Regions from separate parts of the Homo sapiens genome. Here region 2 is linked to region 1. The links are chromatin loops, found by intact Hi-C in ENCODE. Cell type or tissue: lower leg skin. All regions are shown on one strand. Links, peaks and the distances in the headings refer to the core of each region. The heading gives the core; the rest is flanking DNA. Region 1 overlaps LOC107987083 (a long non-coding RNA gene). Region 2 overlaps CEP78 (centrosomal protein 78).

Evidence for each region. Hi-C counts contacts between places; a loop is a spot of excess contacts. Peaks named below come from ENCODE experiments on the same cell type or tissue, not always from the same donor. Only the 100,000 strongest peaks of a DNase experiment are listed, where the experiment ranks them.
Region 2: a loop joins it to region 1, with 9 times the contacts of the local background. A loop is called at or near these places in 90 of 110 quality-filtered maps.

Annotation. Positions count from the first base shown.
Region 1 is chr9:78,365,034-78,373,376 of GRCh38, forward strand. The region is part of intron 1 of LOC107987083 (a long non-coding RNA gene); the gene reads left to right. Among named protein-coding and RNA genes, the nearest start is that of PSAT1, 72 kb to the left of the region's middle. In lower leg skin, for the core only: no CTCF peak of the experiment used is centred there; a DNase peak (open chromatin) is centred at 4,793.
Region 2 is chr9:78,254,355-78,262,697 of GRCh38, forward strand. CEP78 (centrosomal protein 78) reads left to right here. Exons shown (of 17, transcript NM_001330691.3): 11 at 482-610. Among named protein-coding and RNA genes, the nearest start is that of CEP78, 22 kb to the left of the region's middle. In lower leg skin, for the core only: no CTCF peak of the experiment used is centred there; no DNase peak of the experiment used is centred there.

The DNA of each region.
Region 1 (8,343 bases), core at 109-8,108:
CCCACAGTTGCCTGATGATAAGTATCACCTGGATCATTTGTTAACAAGACAATTTCTGGGCCCAGTGTAGACCCACTGATTCAGAATCTCTGGGGCGAGGGAGAGGGGTGGGGGTGGGAAGCTGTGCTGAGCAAGCTTCGCAGGTGATTCTCATCACCACGGAAGGAGTGGTCTCAGGTGTGCCTTCCTGCCAGGTGAGGGAGAGCCTTTAAAAGAGGAGTAGAGCTCCTCTACTCCTCTTTTAAAAAGAGCACAGACTTTTTTTTTTTTTTTTTTTTCTCTTCTCCTTCTCACTGTCTGGGTCTGCTTCTCAGCACTGCCTTGTGAACGATCACCATCTCAGGTAAGTTACATTTAATCCTCGGTTTATTTACCTCAGAAATGAGGATAATGATGTTTAATTGTTAGCATGCACATATATGCAGAGGGCCTAATACAAGGTCAGTGCTTAATATTGGCAACCCTCAGTAAGAGGAGAAGCACAGTATACACATCAGATGATCCGAAGGCAGCAACCACTCATGGATAAGATGAGCCAGGCTAAGTCTTTACAACAATACTCCACGGTGCATAAGCAGCTCTGTCAAAAAGAAAAACTTCCTATAAAGCAATCTTATTACAGAGTGCTTCCAGGACAGCAGAAAGCCCCTTAGAAACTCAAAATTCCCTGCAGACCACTGAATATTGCAAGAGGTCATAACTGATTAGGATATAACTGAGTTTGCAAAGGAATACTTAATTTTGTGATTGAGAACCCTGGTACTTAGCAGGAAACCTTTTCTTCCCCCCTATTTCTGAGGTTAATGCTTTTAGAAATCACTGCCTGATGAGATCATGCAAATTCAGCCATCTGTATAGCTGTTGAAAGAAAGTTTTTAGATAAATTGCTATGCCTTTGCCACATAAATCCTCATAAGATACAGGACTCCAATAATACTTCAAGTTACAAGGGAGTTTCATATTTTACTAAAAGGGGGAAAAATCAATCTTGAATCTCTTAGTCCAGTGACCAAAGAATCACTTCATTGATTTTGTTCAGCTACTCAGGTGGGTGTACAATTTATCCTGATCTGATCTTATCTGATTTAAAGTTTACTTTTTCTGGGAAGTATTAATTTGAGTGTTATATGGATAGTACTGTAATACCAGACCCTCTTTACGGCCACTTTGCACAGCTTATATAAACATCCCAGGATAGAGTTTCGTTTTAATGTTTTCTCAAATTTAGAATTTGTGTTGGCTGCAAGTTATTCCCCTTTTCAACAGAAGAGGGAGGCAGAGGCTTGTCTAATAACTAAATAAATAAAATACAATAAAAAATAGTGTACCTAAGAACCAGGCTAGAGGGAAAGGGATCTGTACTCTTTTTAGGGAATCAGGTAAACAAGAACAGGATGAATTCTGCCAAGCATGATTTAGATTTTAAGAAAAAAAAATTGGAAATTGAGTGTTTTGCTGATTTAATATTTCAATTTCAGTTTCTAAAAAAGTACCAGCTGGTATTATGCTCACTGCCTGGGCAACAAGATCATTAGAAGCCCAAACCTCAGTCTCATGCAATATACCCACATAACAAACCTGCACATGTACCCCATGAATCTAAACTAAAAACCGAAATATGTAGTGTGAATCCTATTTAGTGAAAAGCAAAACATAGACGATAACACACTGATAAATTAACAGCAATTATTTCTGTGTAGTATTTTTGGTTAAGTATTTTCTATATAATTTTCAATAGTTTCCAAATCTATGAGAATAAGCATGTATTCTTTTACAACCAAAATAAACTCTGCAGAGGGCAGGGGGAGGGATATTCACTTTTATGAAATGCAATGTTGGGATCTTGCTAATACCCTAAAACATAGCGGGATGGACACAGGGTACTTCAGGGTCTGATAACTCCCTAAGCAAACTGCTGGGCAGCAGGCCACCTGGCTGACTCTGGGCTAGCTGCTACAGTATTTCTTTGCTGTCATTCCAGGGGAAAAGCTAGAGATGCTGACCGCAATTAGCTGCATGAGTTCCTGCTGGGATTGTCTGACTCTAGGAGATTCTCTTAGACTAATGTCTCCTGGGCAGATGCCCCACCCCAACTCCCAAAGAGTTCCTGTGGTTCACACCTGGTGCCATTCAGCCGCCAGGCCCTGCTTAGTAAGCCCCCTAGAAAGGCTGCAGTTAATTAAAAATTCAGAGGGGCTGCGCCTACCTAGCCTACCTAGTGAGGCAGCCGTTGGGGCTAGAACTTTATCACCTGTGGGCTTCTGTATCCTATAGTTTCCAAGGGGAGGGTGGGGAGGGAAGATGCAGGTCCTTATTTGATGGGAGAGGTGAATATTTGGGTTTTGGGCTTGTTTCACTTCAGAGATTCACCCATTCAGACACATAAGAGAATATAAGTTTTATTTTTTATGTTTTGTCCCTGGCATCAGAAAACTCTAGGAGATAGAGGCATTGGAGTCAGCTGAACTGGGCTGAGTTTGATGCCACTTGCCAGCAGTGTGACCTTGGGATTTCTGGTCTTTCATCTGTAGAATGGAAATTATAATACCAGTCTTGTCATCCTCAGAGATTATTGTGAATAGCCAGTGAAATATGCGTATGAAAGTGTTTTTGAAATGACAAAGTACTGTGTATAATGTGTGTAGGGGATGGTGTCCCAGATTGAAGTTAAATGAGATCCAGGACTGTGATAGGTCACAAGAAGAGGGGAGGCAGGGCCAGGACTACCATGGAGCAAGCAGGGTGGCCAGGGTGCAAAATTTGAGGAGGCACTTCCTTACAGGGGTGGTCATATGCCTCCTCTGAGTGGGCAAGACCCTGAGAGTGAGGGTCTTGTTAAATTTATCTCACCCACCCTACTCCTGGTCCTGAGTGTAAGTAAAATCTGTGCCTATTAAAATTACAAATGCAATATATGTTCATTGTAGCAAAGCCCACTATACCTAATTTTGCAGAGGTGTGATCACTTGGGCAGTATCTTAGGCCGCCCTCCTTGCATTTTTTTGTTTTGTTTTGTTTTGAGACTGAGTCTTTCTCTGTCGCCCAGGCTGGAGTGCAGTGGCGCAATCTCGGCTCACTGCAACCTTTGCCGTCCGGATTCAAGCGATTCTCCTGCCTCAGCCTCCTAAGTAGCTGGGATCAGCGGCATGCACCACCATGCCCCGCAAATTTTGTATTTTTAGTAGGAATGGGGTTTCATTCACGATGTTGGTCAGGCTGATATTGAACTCTTGACCTCAGATGATCAACCCACCTCAGCCTCCCAAAGTGCTGAGATTACAGGCATGAGCCACCACGCCCAGCCTTCCTTGCATTTTTTATCCATTTGCAATGTTAAGCTAGGCTTCTTGCTCTCACTTAATGGGCAGCACAGAAACATGCAAAAGAAACACAAATCTGATCACAAGACCTCTGTGGGTGTTCTAGATCTTTGTTATAGATTTACTTGCGGACTCTGAAAGGATCACACGGTGCATGACACAGCAAAATTTACTTAAACCCTACTTTACCCAGCTTTCTCTTCCCTGGGCCGAGTCTTGTGGCAGTTGCTCCAAGATCTCCATTTCCTCTCCTTGTAAACGCTCTTAGGTACCTCTTTTTCTCTACCTCCTAGCTAGACGCTACCCTTCATCCACTAGCTCCTCTTTCATGTTGTTACGTGTAAAACCATCTGGCCAGTCCAGGACTCTAACACTTGTTATTATTATCTCCCAAATCACTTCTTGAGGGATCCAAGTGGTAAGGAAACACTTCTCTTTAGGGATGGGGAAGAAAGGAGAAAGGTTGTCAATACTTCGGTAGGTTTTGTTCTGGACATGAACACGTAGCTATGTATATCTACCTCACCGATTTTTAAAAATGGGGCCACACTAGGCCAGGTGCAGTGGCTCATGCCTGTAATCCCAGCACTTTGGGAGCCCGAGGCGGGCAGATCACCTGAGGTCGGGAGTTCGAGACCAGCCTGGTCAACATGGGGTAACCCCGTCTCTACTAAAAATACACAAATTATCTGGGCATGGTGGTGCGTGCCTGTAATCCCAGCTACTTGGGAGGCTGAGGCAGGAGAATCACTGGAACCTGGGAGGCGGAGGTTGCAGGGAGCTGAGATTTCACCACTGCAGTCCAGCCTGGGTGACAGAGTGAGGCTGCGTCTCAAAAAAAAAAAAAAAAAAAAAAAAATTGGGCCACACGAAACCTAATGTCTTCTGATTTGCTTGTTCCATTTAACAATGCATCTTAGAGATCTTCTGTAGCAATATTTACAAGCCAACCTCATTGTTCTTAACAGCTGCCTATATTCTGGAGTTATTTTAACCATTTCTGTACCAGGAGATGTTTCTGTTGTTTCTTGTTTTTCACTCTTGCAAATAATCTGCAGTGAAAATCCTCCTACACTTTGTTTCCTTGCTCACTTAGTTTAATTTGCTAGGTGAAAGAGGATGCAAATTTTAACAGCAGATTATGGGAGGGGCGATTGGGAGCATAGCATGGGATTGATCTGTCCCTGGTATTTTTCTTCCTGACCCATCTCCACTGGATTCATGTTGAAAAACCGTTTTCATTTATGGCTGAGGGGTTGTAAGTAAAAACTGGGGGAGCTATTTTTCTAAAAAAAAAAAAAATCCTCAGTAATATATTGTAGCACAAATATTACTTGGGAGTAATAGCTCAGAAGAGGAATGAGGAGTTTCTGCCTATTACGCCAAGTAAACCATCCTGTAACTTTAGCCAAGCTGGGGTCCCAGGTCTGGGAGTGTGTGATGAAGTCGTGCAGACACAGCGCCACCCAGTGGCTGTCTGGTGAGGACGGGATTGTTTGCAGGGATGAGTGCAAAATCCCTGGGAACTCCTAGAGATGCCGGAGAGGGCATTTTACTGGAGGCTGAGGTCCTGCTTGAGCAGCAGGGAAGATTGGAGCCAGTGACATTTGGGTTATTGATGAAGTGACTTCATATGTAGCCATAGGCTTGTGCCTGAGGCAACTCAGGTTACTGTTGCTTTTGAATGCATTTGCATTTTATGTCTCACACAGTATCTACGTCTATTGGAACAAAATAGTGGCACTGTATGGGAGCGAGTTCTTCCTTGCTCTCTAGGCAGTGCTTATATGACTTCAGAGACCTCTGCCATAACTCTGTGGTCCATAAATTGGGAACGACTGAGATGGGATATTGAAAAGCTGAGTGCAAATGAAATCATTAACTCAATGTCAGGGGGAGCATGCTTTTGAAAGGAATCCTACAGTGAATTCTCATCATGCTGAAGGAACTCCCTGTCGCTCATACTCAAGATCCTAGAATGCCTCCCCGATGTAACAAATCAACTTCACAGGCAGCTTGTTATCCTTTCTTCCACTTGAAGGTCCCACCCTATAAGAGCTCTATTTCCTACAGCTCTGGATTAGGACAGGTGCGGTCTGTCATTGCTATCGGGCCAACTCTATGCTTATTTCTGCTTCTCTTAGTTTCTGTTTTTCTACCTCTGTGAAATGCCGCCTGTGACCCTTTAGTAACTCAAAGCCTACCATATTTCCATGCCCTTGTTAAAGTCCTTCTTAAGGCTCCCAGAAGTCCTCTCAGCCAACTTGGTCCGAAGTGACCTTTCCTTCTGCAAACTCCTCATTCTTTGACCTTTGGTATCATAAGTTTGGCATGTTACTTGTCTTCTCAGCTAGACTCTAAATTCTCTGAAGTCAGTGATGTTTAATGTCATCATAGCTCCTTGAAGCAAGGTGCTAGACACAAAAGAGTGAAATAGTATTTAACTTATTGTGTAACAAAGAATAGCAAACCTGAGTGATTTTTCTGGTAAACTTGGCTCTTCATCTATTGGATCTGCTGCAAGTACATTTTAAAAATCTTTATTGTCTCTCTCTTTAATCCACCCATTCATTCATATATACGAAGTGCTATTTACATGCCAGGCACATCCCTATTTGGCAGAGAGTGGAGAAAAAACCTTGATATTTTTATAACTGTGACAAATGGGCAGCCTGTGCTCTGTGGACAGGGAGGGCCCTGACGACCCACCAGCAGTGGCTTTGAAGATGTCTGTTTCTCCAGTTGCGTTTGTCCTCTATGTTCTTACCTGTGCCCTGTAGATCTGCGTTAAATGCTTGTAAGAGGCTGGACAAAGCTATGGGGCATGGACTTTCACTACTTTCACTTTCAATGGAGATGTGTTCCTGTGAAAAGCTTGCCCATCGCTGTAGAAAATCGAGCCAGTTGCTCATAAAAGCTGAGCTAGTCTGCCTGGAAGAGGGATTGAAAACCCAGACCACCTTGATTGTGTGTCTATATTCTCGCCCTAGAGCACTGCTTGGGAAGTATCTGTTGAACGAGTGGTGTTCATACTTCTATTGGTGGCGACCATGCTTACTCCGCTTTTGGTTGACTTTTTCTACGTGAACAATATTTTGCTAGCCTCTGGGTTAAGAGTAGTTATTTAATGCACACAGACCAATAGGCAACCGCTAAATGGTAGAAGTTTAGGGGATGTACTATCTTGGGAGGATTTATACCAATTACTCAACTGCCTGAATACCAAGTTCCTTCCTATTAGCTTTATAATAAGATAAACTAGTTCTCACATTTATCCCAAGAAGACAGGCTTATCCATATCATCTATATTTTAGCAGGCAGTACCAAACTTCAAGCCTCCAACACATTTTAAATCTTGCCATGTTGTATATTTTAAGTATCATTAAAAAGCCACTTTCTTACTTTAAAAATATGTGTGCAATATATTTTATGAAACCTATAGCAAGTCTATGAAAAATTGATTATTTTTTCCATAGGGATATGTTCAAATGATTTTCATTCTGCTCACCAAATGAAAAATCTAGCTCACATTATGTCCTTTATCTTATTTACTCCCTCTCCTGTGTATATAATCACCATGTTCCCAAACAAAGAGAAATGGGTTACTGTGTTTGGGTAGCCAAATAATTTCCTGTATTGGGCAAAGGAGTTGATGCAGATCTAAACTAGGAAGCATGCATTTCCCTTTCAGATGCCTTATTTTCCTATTCTGTACCCTCTTCCGGCCAACTCTACGTGGGCTGGGTCAGAGTATGCGATGGGGGTGCTGTAGTGAGTGGCAGGCAACTGTGGCTGCTGGTGGAGCGAACACATGATGGAAACATCAGTCACTGCAGGACTCCAGGAAGATGCAAGGAGCTTCACAGACAAAGATAAGAATTGTTCTGTGCTTTAGTCAGGATTATTTCTTAAAAACGTGTGCCAGGGCACAGTGGCTCATGCCTGTAATCCCAGCACTTTGGAAAGCCGGGGCAGGCAGATTGCTTGAGGCCAGGAGTTTGAGACCCGCATGGGCAACATGGTGAAACCCCAACTCTACTAAAATTACAAAAATTAGTGCGGTGATGCCCTGTAATCCCAGCTACTTGGGAGGCTGAGGCAGGAGAATCGCTTGAACCTGGGAGGCAGGTTGCAGTGAGCCGAGTTTGCACCATTGCACTCCAGCCTGGGCAACAAAATGAGACTCTGTGTTCCCATTTACCTTCTGTGGTGCTCCTTCCTACAGGCTGATCATGGCTGAGGTTGTCTTCCCTAGTATCCACTTTCTCCCTGTTCCTTGGGGTCAGAACCATGGCAGGAGGTATCACCAACAGCTCCTCTGTACCTGAGTCTCTTCCCAACTGTTCCCCACCAACTCTTCCATCCGAGAGTCCCGGGTACTTGTAAAACCCTCAGGACAGACAGAGGGTAGGGGAATTGGGCAGCTTGTCAGAGTGACAGTGAGATGAAGATCAAGTCTCACCCATAGCTAAGGTAGGAATCAAAAGAGCCTTTGGAGCTGGGGTACCAGTTGAGTGCACCACCTTTGTTTCACAAATGAGGATGAGACAGGCAATGAACAGAGGCTCAAGAGACAGTTGTGATAATTTCTGAGTACAGGGGAATAGGAGAGTCTAGGGAAATGGGATTTAGCAGGCAACGGGAGCAGGAAATTGGACATCGTGATGTCTGGCGTGCCAGTGCCTGACCCAGTAAGCCGAAGAGTGGAGTCAGATGTGACTGGAGTGGAGGATTCAGGGGGTCACTTAAGCTGGGGCCACATTGTGGAAGATCTCAAGAACCATGATGGGGAGTTATAAATGATCTATGCATGGAGGGGCCCCGCGGGTTTTTGAGATTGAGATTTTTGAAGGCATGATCTGATCTGAGGCTTTGGAATCACCATAAAAAGAATTTAGAGGTTGTCCTGTGTTGTGGTTTTAAACGTGTACTCTGAGGAACCGCCTTAGGGGCTGCTCTTGTGGAGGTGGTGAAAGGATCTGGGAAAAGCCAAGAGGCTAGGATCTTGGGCCCCTGCTTGCGC
Region 2 (8,343 bases), core at 141-8,140, 110 kb before region 1:
GTGTTTATTATTCACAATTTAAATTATTCTTCCAATTCTTTGTGAGGCCTCCACGGATGAATTTTTTCTCCTAAAAATCGTCCTGTCTTTAAGACTCTGTGTGTGATGGTAGAGAATAAATTTCTCATCTGCAGTTGATCTGAGAAAAAATGTTTATCCTGCCTCCTTGCTTGGTTTATGTGAAAAAAGTGTAATAAAATAATATGGGTTATTTTCGGAAAGATTTTATGTAAAAAAGAAAAAAAAAATATGGGCGATTCCAGTATTAATTATAAACCTTATATGAGAGAATTATTTCAGTGACATAGCAAGAATAAGTTAGTGTCTTTTTACTTTGTTATTGATTGTGTTAGACTAAGGAGTAGTGATAGACATTTATAGAGAATGACTTAACACTTCAGAAAGATCACTTTGATTAGATGTCCTTTAGTATTTGGTATTCGGTTTATATTATTATACAATCTTGTCCTCTTTTTTTAAGCAACCAGGTTTTCCTGTGACTGTGACAGTAGAGAGTCCTTCATCCTCTGAAGTTGAAGAGGTTGATGATTCTTCAGAGAGTGTTCATGAAGTGCCTGAGAAAACTAGTATAGAACAAGAAGCATTACAGGTACAAAGCTATCACTTTAAAGATATGGAGAAGATCATTTCAAACTCTAGTTAGTTTTTGGTGAAAGCTTGATTATGAACTGGACAGCTTGCATGGGAATTCTGTTTTCGCCTTCCTTCTATCTCATATCCCTTGAATGGTTCTTTATCTTAGAACAAGGTAAAAGGGAGGACGTCTGCACTCTAAGAAATAAAAATTGAAACATGTCATCAGTAATATATTTTCCTTTCCTTAGAATCATAGAATATTAATTAGATTTAGGGAAGGCCTTAATAATCATAAGATAAACTCAAAGAAATTAAGCACTGAATGAATGTAACCAGCTGATTCAGGGCTCTTTGGGAGGCCTTATCTTTTTGTGTGTGCTAGGAAGTCCACAATTAATTTTTAAAAATTAATACAATTTTCTTTTATATGAAACTTACAAATATAGAAGTAATTATCCTTTTTTTATATACTTACATGTAGCTTATAAACAACAGGAATGTATGTCTCACAGTTCTGGAGGCAGGAGAGTCCAAGATCAAGGCTCAGGCAGATTTGGTGTCTGGCGAGGGCCTGCTTTCTGGTTCATAGATGGCTTTTCACCATGTCCTCACATGGTGGAAGGGCAGTTATCTTATTTTTATGTGACTATGGAAATCACTTTTTGATTTTCAAAAAATGAAGCCTGATTTTCATTTTTTAAATTAAAATTAGTGATATTTATATAGAGAAATTTTAAGATAATTACAAAAATGATAGAATATTAGAGGGAAAAATCTATAGATAATGTAGAATTGTCCCTATTATAAATGAGCACCTTTTGTTTGTAGCACCTAAGTGGTTTATTACTAAGTTCCAGAGGAAAAACAAAATCCTAGAATGTCTGATTCATGTTCATTATTGTTTTAAATGTGTTGTATTTATTTTCTTCACCAGGGGATTAGGAAATTTTATTCTAAAAGTGATTATAGCCATTGGGGAGACCAAGAAGGTTAGGAAATACAACTTGGGAATTTCTGATTCAAGATGCACTGAGAATTCTCTTAGCTCTTTTCTATTTTAAGAACTCCATAAAACGATATTATCAAAATTTCTAACATACGTAAGCCTACAATAATCAAGATAATTGAAGAGATTTCAACATATTTTTGAAATAGAGATGACAGATGGAAATGAGTATGAAACCGATGCAGTAGAACAGAGGAAAACCATCGCCTAGAATATACACAGGGGAAGCCTACAGCTCAGAGGGTATCTAATCTAACTCCAGAAACAGCTCCATACACAGATATGCATATAGGAAAAAGGAAGGGAGCTAGAAATGTGACTAACATGGAGGGAGCTCCTTGACAGTTTGTATATGGAAGAGTTGACTCCTAGCCTTACCTTCACTCTCCTGAAATGAGATCATTTGGCTTTGAAAAACAGTAAAGTAACTGGGGAGAACTAGGGTAGATAGTGTGGATTTTGCACCCTAGAAAAGGGTAGCTGAGAATATCCTGCCATACTGGCTACCCACTTCTTCATGCATAACAGAAGCTAGTCATCAGCTCCCAGTGATCCTCTGCTCCCTTATTTTTTTTTTTTTTTTTTTTTTTTTTGAGATGGAGTCTCGCTCTGTCGCCCAGGCTGGAATGCAGTGGCGGGATCTCGGCTCACTGCAAGCTCCGCCTTCCGGGTTCACGCCATTCTCCTGCCTCAGCCTCCCAAGTAGCCTTATTCTTAAATAGAAAATAACCATGGTTCACCTGAGAGTTGAGTAAAACTCACAACTTGACAGGGAAAATAAAAGATGAAAAATATGTCCTGATAGGACCAGAGCTGATTAAAAGAACAAAAATACTTTAAGAAAAAAACTCTACTTAACATCCTTAGGTTTGTTAAGCACAAGTACAAAAGAAAGATACAGTGCCTGTAAAAAAGAAATAGGGTGTTGTTTAAAAAGGAATAGCAGAAAGCAAGGGTGGTCTCTTGGAAATTATAATGGTTGAAATAAATTCAGTAGGAATTAAGGAAATTTCTCAGTAGATAGAACAGAAAGGCAGGAATGGAAAATACAACAGAAATCATATGCTAGTGAGGTTGCATCTAGGAGGTCTAACATGTTACTGTAAGAAATCTCAGAGGACAGAAAAAAATGGATGGAAGGAAATTACAAAAAAAAAAACTATAAGAAAGTTTACCTTAGATAGACACATGTAAGTAGACAGTCTTCACTGTAAAATTTCAAGATACTGAGGAAAGAAAGAAATCCCAAGAGAAAAATACCGGTCACTTAAAAACCATAAAAACCAGACTTTATTATACTTCTCATCAGCTACCATGGATCCTGGAATTAGAAAGATACCTCCAAAGTTTTAAAATAATTGACAACCTGGAGATTCCCATCCAGCCAAACTGTCAATCTAAGTGGGGGCTGAATAGGACATTTTGGACCTCCTGCGCTATACTTTTTCTTGTTATTTGAAAACATAGTCCCGCAAAATGAGGGTATAAACCAAGAAGGAAGATAATAGGATATCAGGGATCAGTGGTTTCAGTGTGGAGAGCAGCGGGTCTGGATTTGAGAGGCTTCCATTGGTTGTGTGACTGAGAGCTTAAAAAATCCTTGAAGCATGTTACTATGTATTAGGCACTGTTAGAATGAGGGAGGGGGAAAGAGAGAGGAGAAAAGAGGGAAGGAGGGAATCAAACTCCAGAGGAGAAAGTTCTGTTGGCATGAACATAAAACAAATTAAACTATGGCAGATTTTTGAGCTACCACTGATGTACAAAAGGGAAAAAAATCCACTTGAGCTTGTCCGCCCTTTTCAGTGGCACAGCAGTCGGTGACCACCTATCTAATTTGTTGTACAAACCAGAACACTTTTCAATAGTGTAAGCAGGTGCTGTTAACACTAACATCAAGACAAGGGTTGTAAACTGGAACAGTCCAGGGCAACTTAAGATAGGCGGTCACTCTATACAAGGGCTGTGGCACTGAAACTGTATAGAAGGCGGTGTAACCTGTATATACACAAGAGTTACAATATAACTCTGCAGTAGGCAGTATTAATTTAATCGTAGTAATGGAAATACTGCCGTGGTCTGTAGCTTTGATTATCAATTTGCATGTGATAGCAAAAATAACTAGCTTGTATCAGATTTAGCACGTATTGGACACTGTTCTAAGTGTTTTGCTTATATTAATTCATTTGATCCTCAGAATAACCTGTGGTAGGTGTTACTATTAGTCCTACTTTTCAGAAAAGAAGCTAAATTTAAGTAAGCCCAAGCTGTACTTAAATTTAGAGTTGGATCAGGGATTTGAGCTTAAGCTTTCTGCCTGTTCTCTTAAACACTGATCTATCTGTCTCTCAAAAAACAAACAGCTCTGCATATAGAACAGAATATAAATATTAACTTTAACAGTGTAAAAGCTAAGTTTGGAAGGTGGACACAGGTGGAAAGAAGGGACAAAAGTATACATGTCCCTATTTTACAAAGCAGGGCATTGAGAGAATTTAGAGTTGATAAACAATTTAAATTTTTAAGTAATGTATATCACTAGAAGTTGAAGAGATCATGACCAATGGAAAAACTAATGGTGATAACAACTTTATTGAGAGGAGTGGCTATAAGTAAGTAAATAAGTAAGAATGAACCAAACTCTTACTTAGTAAAGCAGGAAGTTAGTAAATAATGTCTAAAATCCGGTCATGTAGTTACCTAATACGTTATTTAGAACTAGAGAAGGATTAAAAAGAAGAATGGTTGACTTAAACCTCACACACAAAAAAATCCAAGTAGCCCATAAGTATGGAAAAGTGTTCAGCCATATAGGTAATCAGAGAAAAATGAACTGAAATCAGTATGAGATGCAACTACACTCCTATCAGATTGGCAAAAAATAAAATTTTATAGTGGCAGGTATTGTAGATCTGGAGTGTAATAAGAATCTTCCACCCTGCTTACACCGGAAGTATAAGTGAGCACACCTACTTTGGAAAGCGTTTAGCATTGTCTATCAATGGAAAGTATATAAATACGTTGGGACCCAACAAGTCATCTGAGGGTATATGCACCAGAAAAACAGGTGCAAAAGGGTCCACGTGCATTATTTGTAATAGTCCAACCTGAAAACAACCCGATGTCCATTAAGAATTAAAAATTAGATTGCATTTGTACACTGAGAAAACTATAAAAGTAATAAAATTGAATGAACAAGAGCTACAGGCAACAACAGATGAATTGTAAGAACAATGTTGAAAGAAAGAAGATGCAGAAGTGTGCATTCACTATGATTCCCTTTGCATAAAGTTAGAAGTAGGCAAAACTAGATTGTTAGGGATGCATGCATATAAAGGAAATGATCATTAGGAAAATGAGGACGGTGTTTAATTCTGGGAGAAGGAGAGGGGCTTGTGATGAGTAGAAGATATGGGGGATTTCAGAGATGCTAGCTAGTTGTACTTGCAAACTTGGGTATATGGTTACATGAGTATTCCCTGATAGTGTGTTTTATGCACTTTTCAGTATGTATAGCATATTTTGTGATTTAAAAAACCTGCTTAAAGAAATGGTTGCCTCTGGGAAGCTGGATGTGTGAGTGAGGAGGAGATTAACTTTCATTTTAAGCTCTTCTCTACTAATTCTGTTCGTATGTTTATTCATTTTGCGTTGATCATATTTTGTACACCAGGCACTCTTCTCAGTTTTATATGTGTGTTAATTTACTCCTTTCAAGAGCCCTATGATACATGAATTTATCTCCATTTTATAGATGAGGAAATTAAGACCTAGAGTTACTGAACTTGCCCAAGGTTATACAGCTGATGGGTAGGGCCAGAACTTTGCCTCAGAGAATCTGAATTTCCAAAAAATAACCTAAAAGAGAAATTTAAGTACTAATTAGTAAGCAAAGAAATGCACATTTAAGGAAGACAGTGCACATTTAAGGAAGACAGTAACCTTTTATCTATTAGAGAAAAACACACATTCTGTCTTTAACACACACATAAATCTTATATTGGCAGGGATTTTCTTTATTCAGCAATTATTTATTGGTTGTCTGCTTTGTGGTACACATAAATGCTGGGGATAAACACTTAATAAAATATACTTCCTTCTCTTGAATATCTTGCACTTTAAGTGGGAAGGTAAGTCAACAGAGTAGAGGTGATATATCCAAGTGATAGACTGTTTCATTGCCAGTAGCAGTATAAAATCTTAGAAATCTTTTGGAAAGCAATTTGGATGTAAGTATTGCAGAGCCTTAAAAATGTTTATTTGCTTTGACCTAAAATTCCTTTTTTATTTATTGCAAGAAAATTATTCTAAATATGGGAGAACAAAACCTTCATGCTTAAAAGTGGTTATTTTATCTTATAATGTTGAAAGTTGGAAACAGTCTTGTTAGCCATAAAGGAATGATTACATGAACCAGTAAGCTGGCTCAGTAGAATATTTTATTTAGCCCACTAAAAAAGTCAAAGTTGGCCAGGTGCGGTGGCTCACGCCTGTAATCCCAGCACTTTGGGAGGCCAAGGCAGGTGGATCATGAGTTCAGGAGATCGAGACCATCCTGGCTAACATGGTGAAACCCTGTCTCTACTAAAAATACAAAAAATTAGCTGTGCGTGGTGGCGGACACCTGTAGTCCCAGCTACTCAGGAGGCTGAAGCAGGAGAATGGTGTGAACCTGGGAGGTGGAGCTTGCAGTGAGCCGAGATCAGGCCACTGTACTCCAGCCTAGGCGACAGAGCGAGACTCCATCTCAAAAAAAAAAAAAAAAAAAGTCAGAGTTATGAGTTCTCTGATTCAGTGTTAAATGGAAGAATGTCTAACATAAAATTGGATATACAGTCTTCCCTCAGCATACTCGGGTTATTCCATGACCCCATCCTCCAGCATATACCCAAATCCATGCAGGCATGCTCAGGCCCCACAGTTGACCTGTGGAACCAGGGTATATAAAAAGTCAGTCCTCCTTATGAACTTTTGCGTTGGAGAATACTTGTTTTTGTTTGTTTGTTTGTTTTGAGATGGAGTCTCGCTCTGTTGCCAGGCTGGAGTGCAGTGGCGCAATCTCAGCTCACTGCAACCTCTGCCTCCCGGGTTCAAGTGATTCTCCTGCCTCCGCCTCCCGAGTAGCTGGGATTACAGGTGCGCACCACCACACCCAGCTAATTTTTATATTTTTAGTAGAGACGGGGTTTCACCATGTTGGCCTCAATTTCCTGACCTTGTGATCTGCCTGCCTCGGCCTCCCAAAGTGCTGGGATTACAGGCATGAGCCACCGTGCTCAGCCAGAATACTGTATTTTTGATCTGCATTTGGTTGAAAAAAATCTGCATATAATGGGCCTGCATACTTCAAGCCCTTGATATTCAAGGGTTGTTGTACAGGATAACATTTGATATTTCTGGGGTTGTGTTCCAGAAAAAATATAAACTTTTCCATGGGTAGAAGGGAGAAAGGGGAGCAGCTGTCAGGGAGGAAAATTACTACAACACTTTATCATTAGTCGTTTTTAAGTAGTGGAATGTTAAGTGATTTTACTTTCTAATTGTTTCATTTCATATTTCCTTATTTTCTTTAAGGAGCATGAATTACTCTTTAAAGGAGTAATGAGGAGGGAACTTTCATAAATATGTAACATTATGTTCTCACTTCCTCCACTAGAGGGAGAAACAATTTCATGTAATTGTGCTTTGATGTGATTTTTAGAACTAGTTAGGAATGGAGGATTTTATTCTTCTTTCTCCAATTGTGATAAGTTTTTTGCTTATTTCCATGTTTGGTTAGAAGTTCTTTGATAACAGTTCTAAATATTAAAACCATTATATAAATAATAAGTAGAGGAATTTTGCAATTTCTTTTTCCTTTTTCCCATAAAAACTTGGTTGGCTTTAACTGATAATGAAACATTAAAGAATTTGTAGTTATTAGGGCATTTACTGATTTTTCAAATGTGTTCTGAGTATAAAAATATATGCCCTTTGAGAAAATTTTTGAAAATCGTGAAAAACATTGAGGGAAATAAAAACCACCTCTGCATGGTACACACACCTGGATATTTTGTAATTTGCCCTTTTATCTTAAAAAGATATCAAAATATTTTGTCACATCATTGAATGCTCTTCCACATCAGAGAATCTTACTTAGCTTATGGACCATCTCCCAAGAAAAACGACCATTCATTAACTCTGGTTAAGACCCATATCATTGTTTTTAGTGGCTCCATAGAGCATTTCATCATAGGGATGTGCTATTTTTTTTTTTTTTTTTACCAATCACAATTTGGAGGCTTTTAGTTGTAAACAGTCCTGTGACATTATGTTGGTAGATAAATCTTTGTCCACATGTTTGGTGATTTCCTTAAGGTAAATTCCCAGACATTGAATTGGTAGTATTTACTAAAGATTACTCCAGAAAGTGGCACCAATTTCCTTTTCTAATGTAAGTGTATGGTAGAGTTCCTTCCCTCAACACTCTGGAGGAATTGGAGAATCTCCATCATGTCTAATTCCTTTTGTATTTCAATCTTTACCAGAAAGAGCCCTGTCCCTTTTAATTGGTTACTTGACTTTTAATTTGCTGTTACATAATTCAGGTGTGTTAAGTGTGTTAATAGGGCTTCCTATTATAAGGGATCCACAAATAAGAATAGAATTTCTTTTTCATAGCCTTAATTTTTATTTGACTCAATAAATATATGTGTATGCCTTCTATGGTGAGCTGTCATAAATTTATTTTGGAAAGAGTG